Regions from separate parts of the Homo sapiens genome. Here region 2 is linked to region 1. The links are chromatin contacts, found by Hi-C or POLR2A ChIA-PET in ENCODE. All regions are on one chromosome and are shown on one strand. Each heading gives the region's core, a stretch centred on a gene start or an enhancer-like site at or near the end of the contact. The rest is flanking DNA. Distances are from core to core; before and after follow the strand shown.

What was found. A loop is a pair of places that touch in the nucleus more often than their neighbours do. ChIA-PET counts read pairs that join two places held with the same protein, here RNA polymerase II (POLR2A). Pooled maps may share reads with other maps.
Region 2: a loop to region 1 is called in a pooled map, with 20 times the contacts of the local background. The contact joins the promoter of SCAF1 here to the promoter of KMT5C in region 1. A Hi-C loop is called at or near these places in 6 of 50 pooled maps. POLR2A ChIA-PET finds 5 or more read pairs at or near these places in 2 of 52 experiments (MCF 10A and PC-9).

The regions. Positions count from the first base shown.
Region 1 is chr19:55,337,929-55,341,259 of GRCh38, reverse strand. It overlaps KMT5C (lysine methyltransferase 5C), which reads right to left and starts at 1,384. Exons shown (of 9, transcript NM_032701.4): 1 at 1,303-1,384. RefSeq lists a silencer at 1,233-1,292 and enhancers at 1,313-1,382, 1,692-2,465, 2,466-3,240.
Region 2 is chr19:49,640,511-49,643,683 of GRCh38, reverse strand. It overlaps SCAF1 (SR-related CTD associated factor 1), which reads right to left and starts at 1,475. Exons shown (of 11, transcript NM_021228.3): 1 at 1,442-1,475. RefSeq lists a silencer at 1,265-1,554 and enhancers at 1,585-1,934, 2,045-2,144, 1,685-2,354, 2,355-3,024, 3,025-3,173.

The DNA of each region.
Region 1 (3,331 bases), core at 135-2,634:
CTCTCCAAGGATTCCAGGGGAGGGGGGCTCAGAGGACAAAAGCGGGGGTGGGGAGGGGAGCAAAGGAAGACTATGGGGAGGCAGCACAGGTCAATATTTACAAAAACATTTTTTTAAAGCGGAGCCAGGAGAGAACGGAGAGATGAAGAAAACCACCCAAACCCCTAACCCGGACGGAGGGCCAGCCTCGTCCCCGCACCACGGCGCTCGAGGCTCATCCGCGCCCAGGAGAGGAGGAGATGGGGCAGGGCAAGGAGCGGGAGCTGCAGAGACGGCTGTGGAGGGGTCGGGGACAGACTGCGAGGCTGCGGGAGAGAAAGAGGGGGCGCTGCAGGAGGACGCCAGGGACAGCGGGGAAGCTGGAGAGGGGGCTGGGGGCAAGGAGAGAAACGCACAGCGGTGGGCACGGCAGGGGGCTGTGGGAGGGAGAAGGCTGCAGCCGGGCCTGGGGGCGCTCAGAGGGGTGTGAGGAAGGGATGGGGGTGCCAGGGAGGACAGAGAGCGGGGAATGGCCTAGGGACTCAGGGAGGAGCCAGACGGGAGACCTGGGTCGGGGGGCGGTCCAGGGATGGCGGAGAAGATCCTGGGTGTCCAGTGAGTGAAGGGCCTGAGAGGGCGGACAGGGGCCCAGGGATCCAAACGGGCTTGGTGGGGTCCTGGGGGATCCAGGAAAGGGAGACCCTAGGGAAGGGCCTGGGGACCCAGGGAGGCGCCTGGGTAGGCGGTGAGAGCCCAGGGCAAGGGACCTGGAGGGTCAGAGGCCGACCTCAGGGTCCAGGGAGTGCCAGGAGAGGGACAGAGGGGTCAGGGAGAGGTTCTAGGGCACAGAAAGACCTAGAGGGTCCAGAAGGAGGCCTGGAGGGTGAGAGGAGGTCGGGGATTGGCCCTGGGAGTGCAGGGAGGTCCCGGGGGTGAGAGAAGGGTCAGGGAGAGGCCCTGAGGGTGCAGGGAGAGACCTGGGGGTGCAGGGAGAGGCCTGGAGGGTGAGGTCAGGGAAAGGCCCTGGGGGGTGCAGGGAGAGGCCTGGAGAGTGACAAGAGGTCAGGGAGAGGCCCTGAGGATGCAGGGAGGGCCGTGGACGTAAGAAGGGGGTCAGGGCCCGGGTGAGGAAGCACAGGAAGGAGGCTGCAGTGCCGCGGAGCCCGAGGCCCGGCGAGGGGCCGGGAGACGTGGGCGCCTGGACACGAGGAGGGGCCGGGCGGGGTGGGGGGCAGTCGGGGCAGGGGGCGACTGGGGAGCCAAGGCGGCGCGGGGCTGGGGCCGTGAAGGGGCTCAGAGATCGGGCCCCGCGCCGCCCCTCACCCGCTTCTCCTCCTCCTCCTCAGGCGCCCGCGCCGCCGCCGCCAACACCTCCCACAGCCTCCTTCGGCTCTCGTCAAACACTGTCGCCGCACCTCCCATCTGCTCTCCGGGCCAGCCCCGCCAAGGCCACTGAGGCTTTCTATTGGCCACAGCCACCGCCACTCCTCCGTTGCTACGAAGCTCACGGCGCTCCCATTGGCCAAGCCCCACTCTTTCCCTCCGCGCCCGGCTCTCGTCAATACACAGATAAAACCCCGCCACGCCCCCGCCGCCGTCAAACGCCGCGAACTGTTGTCAGTGGTTCACATCGCTGTCCTTTAGTCGCTGCCATGGAGACTTGTCCCGCCTTCGCTCACACTGGGGCTCGAAATCGACGCACTCATTGGCCGAAAGCGCAGTCTCTCCGGGCGAAACTCGGTTTGGGTCGGGTTATTCAGGTCCAAGTGGAAAGAGGGCGGGCTCTGCCAGCTCCAGTAGTCGTATATGATTGCCTGGCCTTGGGACAGCTCCTCTTTCCATTGGGTAAGGCCTCCGTCCATCACCATAGAGTCGCGGCCTCCCTCTTCTATTTCTCCGAGGAAAGCTTCGGCCACAGGAGGGAGAAAGCCAGACCCGGCGGGAGGGAGGCGGTGAATGCGCGCGCACCGCCATCCCTCTCCCCTCCCGCCCCGCGAGGCCTGCGGTTACCAAGGCGACGAAACTTTATTGACAGCTCTGCCTGGCTACAAAGGGCTCCTCAGTCTCTCTCCCTCCCTCCCCGTTTACACCGTTGCGTTTTGGGAGTATCCACACGCACTCTGTGGGACCTTCCCGCGATATGAACGGGGTCGGATGGAGGGAGGGGAGGCTGAGGGAGGAGTGGGGACTTTTGAGACAAGCCCTGACTCCTGGGGCGCTCCCCTGGGGCACCCCCTAATTGGGATCACCCCCCCTACCTCAATCCTAGAGGCAAACGTAACTAACAATTCATCATAATTACGCCGAGAATAATAAGCTCCACACTCAGAACAGGCGGTCTTTGTTTGCTTGTTTGTTTGTTTCGCCACAGCCATTCTTCCCTTAACGACACTGATACCATCTGGGCAGTGCGTGCTCAGGCGATGTCGTCATCCTGCCAGCATCCTAGAGCAACATCACTCACACCTACGTGGCAGGGCTGCTGGCACCTGGGCTGTAAGGTGGCCGGCGGCTCCTGGGCCACACAGCTGTGCAGCATGTTACTGTCCGGTAACACAATGTAGGCGCTTGTGTGTCTACACATATAGGATCACTGTCAGACATGCGCTCCACTGTACAGCTATAGATCGTGGGCACTTAAAACAATGCATGCCACAGAGTAGGTGCTGTTTTGGTGTGCTGTTTTTGGTGTTTTGGTGTGTGTGTGTGTGTGTGTGTGTGTGTGTGTGAGAGAGAGAGAGAGAGAGAGAGAGAGAGAGAGAGAGAGAGAGAGAGAGAGACAGAGACAGAGTATCGCTCTCTCGCCCAGGCTAGAGTGCAGTGGAGTGATCTCGGCTCACTGCAGCCTCTGCTTCCCAGGTTCAAACGATTCTCCTGCCTCAGCCTCCCAAGTAGCTGGGATTACAGGCATGCACTACCACCCCTGGCTAATTTTTTTTTAGACAGAGTTCCCTCTTGTTGCCCAGGCTGGAGTGGAATGGTGCGATGTCGGCTCACTGCAACCTCCGCCGCCCAGGTTCAAGCGATTTTCCTGCTTCAGCCTCCCAAATAGTTGGGATTACAGGCATGCACTACCATGCCCGGCTAATTTTTTTTTTTTTTTTTTTTTTTAGTAGATACGGGGTTTCACCATGTTGGTCAGGCTGGTCTCGAACTCCTGACCTCAGGTGATCCACCCACCTCAGCCTCCCAAAGTGCTGGGATTACAGGCATGAGCCACCATGCCTGGCCTGTATTGTGTTTTGAGACAGGGTCTTCCTCTGTTGCCCAGGCTGGAGTGCAGTGGTGCAAGGATGGCTCACTGCAGCCTCGACCTCCTGGGTTCAAGCGATCCTACAGCCTCAGCCTCCTG
Region 2 (3,173 bases), core at 226-2,725, 5.7 Mb after region 1:
AGAAGCTTAATCAACATCTGCTGACTACAGGCTGAGGGATCCCCAAACCCTCTGCAGTATACAAAGATGCTTGCTTGCTCATTTAGAAAGCACCAGGCTTCGCAGACACACCCTCAGCTACTGAGATCTTCTGAACAGAAGAATGCTCTGCAGATACTGCTAGGTCCTATCTGGATCAGTGGTTTCCCCAACAACAGGGTCATATACCAGTTTAGTGCTTCACAAATAGCTTGTTTTAAAAAGTAAATAGAACAAAATAGTTCTTCACAGCACAGCACAAGTAGTAAGTGGAAATGTCAATTCGTGGAAGGTGAGTTAATGTTAATACATTATGTTATATAATGTTAAATACATTATGACTGTCTGTACCAGGTCTCAATGAAAAAATGTATCTTAATGCAGATCACGGTCAACATGGCCCAGGTTTCCCCTTGAAAAGCACTGTAATAGTGGGTCTAGATGACCCTCCAGACTCTTCCAGACTAATGTAGATTAATTCTAACTCTCTCAATAACCCCCAGGGTAATGCAGAATCTTAAAACATTTTTCATTTGAATTACTGTCTGAAGGGCAAGTATATCTAAGCTGGGCAAAATTTCCTCATTCTCTTTCCGTATTATTATTCGCCACAAGCTGCTCTGACCCCAAAGGCATTCGAATTTGCTCCAGGCATCAAAACTGCATTCCTGCAGTCACATTAAAGCCATCTAGATGGTTCCAGGTCCTTCTAACTGCCCCCAGCCTCCTGTCACCCATTATTAGACACTACCCATACCTTGGAGACCCCAGACCCTCAGTACATCTCAATATTTGGCGCCCTTCCCTGGTGGGCATAACCCAACCCCCTAGGGGGCCCTAAATGACTTCTTAGCCCTTGAACACTCCTTCTAGGCCTGATAAATGGCCCCAGACTTATGCAGACCAGTTGCATCCTCAGGCCAGCCCATGCAGACACTTTCCAGCCCTAAAAGACATACCCCAGGCCTCTAGATGGCTCTGAAGATACTCTTCAGGTCTTGCAGACCCTCCTTCACCCCTGGGACATATCTCAAGATCTCAAGATGGCCCCAGAACCCTCTAACCAGACCCTAGCCTCCGGTCAGCCCAAAAAGACAATCTACAGTGTCTACAGACACGATCCAGGCCAGCTGTGTGATGGAGGGCAGGCCTTAGGCTCGGTCTAGGCCCAGAGACGCCCCAAGTCCTCTCGGAGACGCCCCATAGACGCCCCCAGGAACCCACGGATGCGTCCCGGGGCCCTGAGAAGGCCCCCCTCTCGGCGCCAGGTTTCGCCGCAGCTGCCGGGCCCGAGACCGCCCCGAGAAGCCCTCTAGGACCCGTGGCTTGTGGGGAGGACCCCGGGACAACTAGCGACCCAACTCCGCCCCGCCCACCCCAATAGGCCCGAGCCCCGCGGCCCGGACTGCCGCCGCCATCTTACCCCGCCGCTCGGGCTGCGGCTCCGGCCCCGGCGCGGGGCGGGGCGGGCTGGGGCGGGGTTCGTGAGCAAAGGAGGAGAGAGGCGGAGCTAAAGCGCCGCCGAGCTTGCCGGGATTTCAAGTACCGAGCACGGCGACGTGAAGGCCGGCGGGAAGGCAACCGCACTCGGTTTCCCAGAAGCCAATGGGACACATGGGGCGGGGTCCGCGCGATGCACGCCGGGAGGCGTAGTCCGCGCACCGCCTCTGTCGCGCGGGGACAGCTAATGGGGTGAGAGGTGAAGTGGGCGGGGCCGCGGTAGCCCGCGATGACGCCCCACAGTGCCCTGCGCGCGCGCGGAAAGGGTGGCGGAACAGGAGGTGACGTAAGAGGCGCCAGGCAGAACAGACGCAAGGGAATTGTAGTCCGGCGGAGTGAGCACGACTTGCTGGATGTTGTGCTGCCCACATTCTGGGGCTCTCAGAATCCAGATCCTCTAGGCCCCCCTAAATTTAGAACCAGACGGGATGCAGTGGCGCACACCGTAGTCCCACTCGGGAGACTGAGGCGGAAGGATGGCTTGAGCCTAGAAGTTAGAAGCCAGCCTAGGCAATATAGGGAGACCCCGCCTCTAAAAAAATAAAAATAGGCCAGGCGCGGTGGCTCACGTCTGTAATCCCAGCACTTTGGGAGGCCGAAGCAGGCGGATCATCTGATATCAGGAGTTCAAGACCAGCCTGACCAACATGGTGAAACCCAGTCTCTACTAAAAATACAAAAATTAGCCTGGCGTGGTGGCTAACGCCTGTAATCCCAGCTACTCGGGAGGCTGAGGTAGGAGAATCGCTTGAACCCGGGAAGCGGAGGTTGCAGTGGGCCAAGATCGCGCCATTGCACTCCAGCATGGGCTACAAGACGGAAACTCCGTCTCAAAAATAAACAAATAAAAATAAACTTAGAACCTAGAAGCCCGACCCCATAGCCGCCTCGTTCAGTACAGAGAAGTCTGAATTCCGAATCCTCTCACTCAGAGCAGTGTCCAGACTCCTATTTCCCTCCTCCCTCCGACTCAGGAGTCTGATTCTTCCTTCCTCGGATCCAAGAGTCGGTCTCCCAGACTAGTCCTGGTCTCAAGCTCTCACATACGAATTCGGGTCCCCCCAAGCCAGTGCCCTCGCTCGGATCCAGAATCCTGGGTCCCCAGCCTCTCCAATTCCTGGACCTAAGAGTCCAGGCCCCCGGCTCCCTCCTTTACCGAACCTAGTACGAAGGAACCTGTCTACCTTCCTCCCTGACACCCTCCTCCCCAGGACCCAGGAGTCCACATCTCCAGCCCCATTTTCTCCTAAGGACCCAGGAGTCTGGGCCCTCTGCTTCCTTCTCCTTCAAGACCCAGAAATCCTGGCCCCAGGCTCTTCATGACCCAGGCATCCCTACTTGGGCGAGCTGGCTCATGGATTAGGAATGCAGTGATCTCACGGCCCCTCCCTGCCCCGTTACCCTGCTGTCCCCCTCTAGGGCCCCACTCTCCTCCCAGTCTGTCTTCCGCTTGGCTGGGACAGCGGGAACCGGAAGCCTGGGTCCCTTAGCGGGCGGAGACTCTAGCTTCTAACCCAGACGCCGGGGTCGAAAGCTTGGCTAGGATCCCAGGAGGGAGGTGGAGCTACTCCTCAAAACCTGCTGCTTCCTCGGAGCGCCCTATATACGGCCGCGCGCGCGAGTCGACGAGCTCCGCCTACCATACTAAGGCCTCG